2 separate regions of the Mus musculus genome follow, and region 2 is linked to region 1. The links are chromatin contacts, found by Hi-C or POLR2A ChIA-PET in ENCODE. All regions are on one chromosome and are shown on one strand. The core of a region is the stretch at or near the end of the contact, and the rest is flanking DNA. Distances in the headings are between cores, read along the strand shown.

What was found. Hi-C counts contacts between places; a loop is a spot of excess contacts on that map. ChIA-PET counts read pairs that join two places held with the same protein, here RNA polymerase II (POLR2A).
Region 2: POLR2A ChIA-PET joins it to region 1 with 13 read pairs in Patski. The contact joins the enhancer-like site here to the promoter of Eftud2 in region 1. A Hi-C loop is called at or near these places in 3 of 37 maps with a recorded cell type or tissue (Patski, gastrocnemius and v-Abl transformed pro-B cells). POLR2A ChIA-PET finds 5 or more read pairs at or near these places in 1 of 5 experiments (Patski).

What each region holds. Positions count from the first base shown.
Region 1 is chr11:102,879,181-102,883,359 of GRCm38, reverse strand. It overlaps Eftud2 (elongation factor Tu GTP binding domain containing 2), which reads left to right and starts at 2,385. Exons shown (of 28, transcript NM_011431.3): 1 at 2,385-2,465. It overlaps Ccdc103 (coiled-coil domain containing 103), which reads right to left and starts at 2,136. Exons shown (of 5, transcript NM_028492.3): 1 at 2,045-2,136; 2 at 929-1,008; 3 at 664-815; 4 at 154-286. The coding sequence starts at 806.
Region 2 is chr11:103,049,638-103,053,816 of GRCm38, reverse strand. It overlaps Nmt1 (N-myristoyltransferase 1), which reads right to left. Exons shown (of 12, transcript NM_008707.4): 4 at 1,493-1,611. Gm42090 (a long non-coding RNA gene) reads right to left here. Exons shown (of 2, transcript XR_003949775.1): 2 at 4,122-4,179. Among named protein-coding and RNA genes, the nearest start is that of Gm42090, 4.0 kb to the right of the region's middle. Within about 2 kb of position 2,291, at least 2 of the 3 ENCODE cell types and tissues checked have a DNase peak (open chromatin) inside an H3K27ac peak, as active enhancers do.

The sequences.
Region 1 (4,179 bases), core at 1,136-3,635:
GTATGTGTGTGTGTGTGTGTGTGTGTGTGTGTGTGTGTGTGTATCTGTTGGCTGTCATGAGACATAAGGAAGAGGTATGGGCTGTAAGAAGACAGGGTCATAGCTTTATCACAGAGAACTCCTGCTGAGCTAAAGAGGCTAGCCCACACCTACCTGGGGTATTTCAGTGACCACATCTTGAGAAGTCCTTTCCCGAGTAGTGTGACAATTCCAGGGCACAAATCTCTTTCCTCCCATCTTGTCCTTTTGTTCCAGAGGTTTCAGGTGTGATGCAAGAACAATACCTCTGTGTCAAAGGTAGAGATTGGGGAATGAGCTTAATGATTCCCTGTGTGGAGGGCAGCTACTTGGCTACACTTGTTGACGGGAAACAGGGCAACTACTACAACAGCAGCAGCATAGAGGGCTGAAAGTCTTCACGCACTTCAAATGGGCTAGCTGCTGTGCTCAGCATCTTTCAGGCCATAACTCATGCAACGATAGCAACCATTCCTCTCTCTTACAAAATTGAGGCTCAGTCAGGTTAAGGAGCTTTGGTAAGATCATCAGGTAGCAGAGGGTGGGGGCATGACAGAAGCCTAGAATGATCTCAATTTAGACTGCTTGCTTTTAATTCCTGTAGCCCACCATGAGAGGAGGGCCTGAGAAAAATAGCAAGCCAACCTGAACTCCTCATAGGAAGGCACCCTTTGCTCAACTGCCCGTAACTTGGCTGCGTTCTCCCTTTTGTACTTCTCGTCAGCAGCAAGGGCAGCCTGCAGCTCTTTCTCCAGGGCCTTGAAGTTGATTACATCGTTCTTCTCCATGGCTAAGGCCTGGGAAGGCAAGAAGAATGCATGTCAGCAGAGCTTAAGTCTTCAGGGTAAAGATGATGCCCTGGGATTCATTGCCAGAATGTGAAATGACCCAAAGCAATCTGATACTTAACCTGGAGTGTTATAAAAATCTAGTTTCTTCCTTTACAGGTAAAATGGAATTGCGTGATGAAAATGTATTCCAGGCTTCTCACTGAGAACAAAACAGAAAGGTTTCCCGTTTGAAGTCTTGACTTTGCTCTCTGCTTCTAACAATATTTTAGACACTAAGGGCTGGATCAGCGGTAGGATTTTGCCTTGTGAATGCAAATGCCTTGGGTTTGATCCCCAGCAAAACACAAAACCACAACACACACACACACCTATTAATTCAGGTGTTTCATCTGAGGAGGCAATTTGGAGTTCAGATTTCTGACTCTTCATTCTTTCACATAGGATTTCTCTATATCAGTTTATTACCATAAAGGAACAGAGCGGGGGAGGGGGGGAGAGGGGAGGACAGACACAGATACAGAGAGAGACAGAGAGGTTTCTTTTATTATCTACTCCAGCTCAAGGACAAAATTTCACACTTCACTAAATGTCTTTAATGAAGAAAAAAAAATCACCTCAACCAAAAGCAATGACAAAGCAGGAAGTTGAGAAGTGTCAGAAGGAGAAAACTCAGTAGCCTCCATCCCCAAATCCCTGAGCAGCACAGAGCGGCAGGCAAATGTGTGCTGTGTGGGCATTATCTCCAGTCCTACCACTGAAGTCCTGCCGCCTCCCGGTATGTGTCTGATGGGGCTGTTTTCATAGGAAGCTATGTGTTCCGGTCTGGCTTCTGACATTTACTTATGATACCTCTTTCCACCTCAGAATCCTGGTGAGCTGGAGCCATAGTTCACTCATGATCAGCCCTAGGGCAGGAAATGAGCTGGTCCGCAAGCAAATCCACAGCCATCCCAACCATGATGGGAAATGGAACGCCGAGAAGTGGGCTGTGTTACTCAGCCAACAATTGTACTCAAGAGTCTCATACCCTAAGCAATATTTTGGGGGGTGAGGAGATCTCGCTGTGCCTAGTTTGCTCTCTCCAAAACTTCTGAGCTCATCATGATCTAGGCTCAGCCTCTAAGCAATAGAGACGATAGACTCTCGCTACCCGACCCATTTCTCTGTCGAGTTCTAAGCCTTCTCCAATTATAGAATGACTAGAGCAATCCCCTTTACTGTCCCTAAACCCTCACCCAGTCTTGGACTCCCTGCTTTCTCTCGAGAAACCCCGGATCTGGTAGAACACCTTAGTGCATCGCCCTCGCAACAGAGATTGTTGCCTAGCAACGGCGCCACCAGTCTGCCCACGTGACCGGCCCGAAGGCCCTCCTTTCAGGCTGTCCTAAGGCGCCTGATCAGAATCCTCCGGCCTTGCTTTTTTTGTGGAGAAGTCCACGCTTCGTTTTGAGGACCAACAAGTTGGCCTTTCCCATTTCTGTCTCCGGGGCCAGAATTTCTCGAAGCTGTTCCTTAGGCAGAGCTGTCCTCCGAGGCGAGGCGGTCCGGCGACGCGCTCGGGGTCCTTCCTAGCGCCGGGCGCCGGCGTTGTCGCGGCGTGCGGCGGAAGCGCGGGCTCAGGCGGCGGACCGGGGCACTCGGCTGAGCATTCGGCGGGTGAGCTGGCCGGGAAGGGTCCTTTCGGGGCTTGGGGAACGAGCGAAACATGAGCTTGGGAAGAGGCGATTTATATAGTACTTATCCCTTTCGCTTAACGAACGCGTAAATTGAATTCTGGCGTGGGAAAGAGAATGAAAGACCCCAACGCACGCACACACCGTCGATTCCGGGGTTTCCGCGGTCCCCAACGTGGTTAAGATCCTGTCCCTTAGTAGAGGTGGCGCTGTAAAGACCCAGGCCCCTGCCACTCCCCCTTCCATCGGTGCCTGCTTCACCGCCAGACTGTCTCCATCTTCAAACTATTCTGCATCCGAGCTGACTGTGATGGCGAGTGCCTAATTTTTGCGCTCTGGAGATGCAGACAGAAATATTGGTGCAGGTTCAAGGCTAAGTAGCGGGTCTGGTTCAAAAAGCCAAAACCAGAAAAGATTCCAGCATTCCTTTGAGATTCTGCGTTGCAGTGGGAAGATGCAGTTTTGGTTATTTAGAGTAGCTTTACTTAAACTAAGCATATCACTAATTCACTCCCCTACCCAAAGCCACCCTCGAAAAACAAAACTAGCAAAACGTATTGAGGGCCTATTTTGTCCCAGGCACTGTTGTCGTTTTGCTCCTATTTTATTATTAACATTTATCAGTAGCGGGCACACACACATGTTCCCTAAGTACTACTCAGGCATAACCTTGACTTTACTTAGGCGAGGGGTGTAACTCGGTGGAGAAGTGTTTAGTAGAGTGTGAGGCCCAGGATTCGATCTTAAGCACCCAGCCACACACTAAGAGATTAGTGTAAGGGTGGCCTGGCAAGTATATGTGGAGTGACAAATAGGTGACATTAAAGGAAAAGGGTGAGTTAAATGAATTAAGAAGGTATACATAGCCAGAGGACAATGGGAATGACAATTATCCTGGGGGCAGAGATGAGTTTGGCTTGTTCAGTAAACAACCTTCTTTAAAAATTTGTGATGGTAATCTTGGGAGAAGACAATGAACATAATTGTGGTTGCCTCTTAGAAATAAAAACAGTAGGTATACTGTAAGAAATACCAGAATTTCAGAACAAAACATTCCACTCCCTTAGCTTTACTGAGTGTCTTTTTGTGCAAGGTGCTGTCAGGGGCATTGGTGCGTGAACACAAAGGAGCATGGGGATTCACGTGCTCAAGAAGGTCAAGTTTTGTTATGACCAACATTTGTTACTTGTTGCTTTTTGAGACAGGGTCTCTCAGGATGTATGTAGGATCATGGGTATAAGATCCTATGCTTGGATAATCACACTGTGTGTGTTTCTGTGTGTGTGTGTGTGTTTCTGTGTAGTAAGTGAGGATCAGATGTGCTGTGGCTTGCAGGTGGAGGTCAGAGGACAGCTTCAGGGTTTGGTCCTATCTCCTCCTTACTGCCAATACCAGGCTAGCTGGCTCTGAGCTTCAGAGAATCTCTGCCTCCCATTTCCTGTTGGCCGTCTAGGATCACAGACACTCACACTACCCTATGTAGCTTTTCAGTGGGTTTCCAGGACTGAACTCAGGTTATCAGGCTGCACAGCTAGGTACTTACTCATTGCCTTTATAAGGTTTTAGGCAATAATAAATCACTCTAAGGAGGTAAACTAACTTCTGTGAGTTACGTCATCCTTAGAAATGAGGCCAAGATAGGATGGATCGAGGTCTTTAACCCCAGGGGCCTGATGCTTTTTCCCCTGCTCTGGTTT
Region 2 (4,179 bases), core at 1,042-3,541, 170 kb before region 1:
TAGAGTCCTTGTTGAATAGTCCAGTACACACAGAGCTCTGGGTTCAATCCCGAGCCCAGCAATCAGGTGCTGGCGACACACACCTGCTATACCAGCACATCCGCCTAAGAAACAAACCCTGAACACGTGCTGGGCATGGCGGCGTGGGACTGTCACTCCAGCACTTAGAAGCTCTCTGTGATCCCAAGGCCACCTTGCTCTACAGAGCAAGTTGCAGGCCTGCTAGGGCCACACAGTGAGACCCTTTCTCAGAACCAAACCAAACCAAACCAAACCAAACCAGAACTAAGTACATGGATGCATTCGCACCCACACTTGGGCACACCCGGTTCCTGCTAAACACACATGAAGAATGTGAATTAGACACTGGGGAGACGGCTCTGTGGTTAAGACATCTGCTGCACTTCCAGAGGACCCCGGTCACTTCCCGACACCCAGATCACATGTTCACAACCATCTATAATTAGCTCCAAATGTAGCGTTGGGCCCCACATGTCCTGTGCTGGTTAGTCTTGCCAAATTAACACAACCAAGCATATCTAGGGAGAGGAAATATTATTTGGGAAAATGCCTCCGTAAGAGTAGACTGTTTCAGGGGCTGGAGAGATGGCTCAGAGGTTAAGAGCACTGACTACTCTTCTGAAGGTCCTGAGTTCAAATCCCAGCAACCACATGATGGCTCACAACCATCCATAATGAGATCTGATGCCCTCTTCTGGGGTGTCTGAAGACAGCTACAGTGTACTTACAGATTATATATAAAGATAAATAAATAAAAAAGAGTAGACTGTTTCTGTCTTGACTTCCTGTTACTCATGGCGTGTAAGCTGAAATAAACCCTTTCCTCCCCAGGTTGCTTTTGTTCACGGTGTTTTATTACAGTAACAAAAGTCCTGAATAGGACAGTCACATACCCACATGCAAGCTCACCTTAAATCACTAGTAAATATAACAACAATAAAGAGGCAGCTACTGGGGTTGAAGCTCACTGTTTAGAGTGCTTTCTCAAGACATGAACCATTATTAAAAATGCACAAGGTGCTGGGTCGCCACTGAGGAAAGGCGTGGAGGGCAGGACCCTCAGCAGCCCAGGTCACAAGTCAAGCAAGGTACGGACAAGAAGCCAGGCAGTGTGTCAAATGCCTCTAATCCAGCATTTAGGAGGGAGAGGCAGGTGGTCTCTGTGTTCGAGGCCAGCCTAGTCTACATAGTGAGTTCCAGGATAGCCAGTTACGTAAGAGAGAGACAACTTGCCCCCAATACAAAACAAAATAAAAGAAAACCAATGACAAGCAAAATAAATAAACAAAATAAGAAAAAAAAATAAGGTTCCACAATAGGAACTTCAGAAGTCAACTTTCACCCTTACACCTATGACATGCTCTTACTGTAGAGTCTGGGCATGCCCAGGAAGTACTGGATGGGGTTTGTTCAGCTCTCTGAGGCTCATCTCCTAAGAGTCCTGTCCCACCCACAAGCCAGGCCTACTCACCACACCACGGTCTCCCAGATCCAAGGCATCCCAGGTGAAGCCCTGGGGCAGGGTGTAGGGCTCCTGGCGAATGTTGTCTTTGTCAGGTTCGACTGGACCATGGGTGTTTACCACTTCACCTAGAAGAAGAGCACAGCAAGTCTATTGTCTGCCCACAGCGTGCGTGAAGGGGCTCACTGAACACACTCACTGGAAGGCTATCGAGGAGGTTCAGGTGGTAGAGTGGCTGCTTTGCCTGTGTGTGTCATACCTAGTACTACATAACCCAGCAGAGTGGTACAAGCCTCTAACTCCAACACTCAGGAGAGGCAGAGGGACCAGAGCTTTCAAAGTTACCTTCCACTGCACAGTGAGTGTAAGGCCAGTCTGGGCAACACAGATCCTGTCCCAGAAAGAAACAATTATATCAGAGTAAATTCCTCCGGTCCCTAGGAGCCCTGCAGCTGACGAACACTCTACGCTCTGTAACTGCAATCTCTCTCCAGTCTTTGGTCCCTAGTAAGGGCGAGCGCACAGCAAAACCTCAGAGTAATCTCTAGGATCCAAGGTGCCTCATCTTTGGAAATCCTTTAACTCTCGGGCAGGCTCCTGAATGACAAACACCCATCACAGCTAATTTAGCTTCCGGTCTCCTGGTTGGTGTAGGGTGTCGTCATGTTCCAGCCCAGACACTCTTCCCTGACTAGAGATCTGTAAGGTTGCATAAGCCTGCCTCTGTGTCAAGACCAACAACAGTGCACTGGCCTCACTCCTCAGTCAGATGATTGCTCTAGCAGCCAGGGTCTCTCAGCCTTCCAGCGTCAGCCTCTAGGCCTGTGGGCCAGCTAACTGCCAGGTCGGGGCATCAGAGCTCTGAGCCCTCCAGATGCCTTTGGGTTGACTCACCCTCCTGCATGATGCAGCCGGGAAGTCTCCCTCTCACCCAACCCTCCTCTGTGGGGAGCTCGGAAGCCGAGATGAAGGCAGGAACTGAAACCAGACGGGGCTGGAGAGGAAAGCCAGACACGCAAGCTCTCCCTCTTAATAGGTTTTGTTTATTTTGGTTTGCCCATCTTTTTTTTTTTTAAAGATTTATTTATTATTATATGTAAGTACACTGTAGCTGTCTTCAGACACACCAGAAGAGGGAGTCAGATCTTGTTACGGATGGTTGTGAGCCACCATGTAGTTGCTGGGATTTGAACTCTGGACCTTCGGAAGAGCATTCGGTGCTTTTACCCACTGAGCCATCTCACCAGCCCTGCCCATCTTTTTTTTTTTTTTAAAAACAGGAGAATACTAAGTAGCTAAGGCTGGCCTTGTGCTCATGGCACTCCTCCTGTCTCAGCTTCCCAATGCTGCATTACAGGTATGTAGCCCTCCAAGTACTTTTAAGCAACTTCCAATTGTCCTCAGACATTTAACTTCTGTGTTGGAGGGGGCACACTCAGTAGAACAGCCTCGCACTCGTGAGGTGGAAGGCAGGTTCTGAGCCTTAGTGGGACGGGACTGAGGGGAGAGAGAGCCTCTCCACAACAGGATAAGGAAAGAGGGCAGCTAGACAGAATAGATCTGAAGAGAGGCTGAAGGTTTGCTCAGGTCACATAACAGTCACACAGACCGAAGCTTCTGACACTGAATTGTAACCTCGGGTATGTAAGTCAAAGTGTGGGGGTGTCAGGAAAATTCAGCAATAGTAAAACCAAACACAAACTGAAAATTAAATATGTACGGAATCTGAGGTAGTTCAGGCAGTGTCACGTGACCTCACACGGGCACGCTGTACTCACTGTGAGTGCCAACATGCGATGAAACATCAAGGAACCTGCCTTAGATCCCTACTTGGATGGTGACTGGAAGACAGCTCGGTGGCTAAGAGCAGGGCTGTTCTTCAGTTCCCTTCAGTTGCCAGCACCCATGCCAGCTGGCTCATAACTGACCTGCAAGGCCGGCTCCAGGGGATGTGGTGCACGGTGCGGTGCCCTCTGCTAGCCTCTGAGGGAAAACACACACCTAACACAAGCAGGCACAGTCACAGAAACGTGTTTGCCTGCATATGCCCCATGTCTGGTGCCCATGGAGGTCAGCTGCAGGGGTCAGAGCCCTGGGACCGGAGTTATGGATGGATGGTTGCCAGCCACCACCTAGTGCTGGGAACTGCGCCCGGTCCTTCCACCAGAACAAGTGTTCTTAACCACTGAGTCTTTTCTCTTGGCCTCACATGATCACCCAACAAATTTTGTTTAACAAAGGCATATGCCAGGCCCACCTGGATTTAGTTTCTTTCTCTTAATTTGGTTTTTGGAGACAGGGTTTCACTGTGTAATAAATAGCCCTGGATGTCCTAGAACTCACTCTACAGACCAGGCTGGCCTCAAAACTCAGAGATGCCTCTGCTGCCTGAATGCTGGGATCAAAGGCACGTGCCACCACACCTGGCTATTTTCACTTTATAAGTGGTTACCCATAATGACACAGACCACTTAAGTCAGGAAACGCCTGTTATGTTCGCTTCTCACCTCCATAGACAAATGCTGTTGGACACAGCTGTCTTTTTACTTCCTGGTATTTGACTTGGCTCTGCCCTCCTAACCCACAAAGTACTGCAAATGTTGCACTATTTCTTGAGGAGAACAGTAACACTAACCACCTGACCTAGCTTACCTTTGGTGTTAGAGCGTGTGTTTTCTGACCTAGCTTACCTTTGG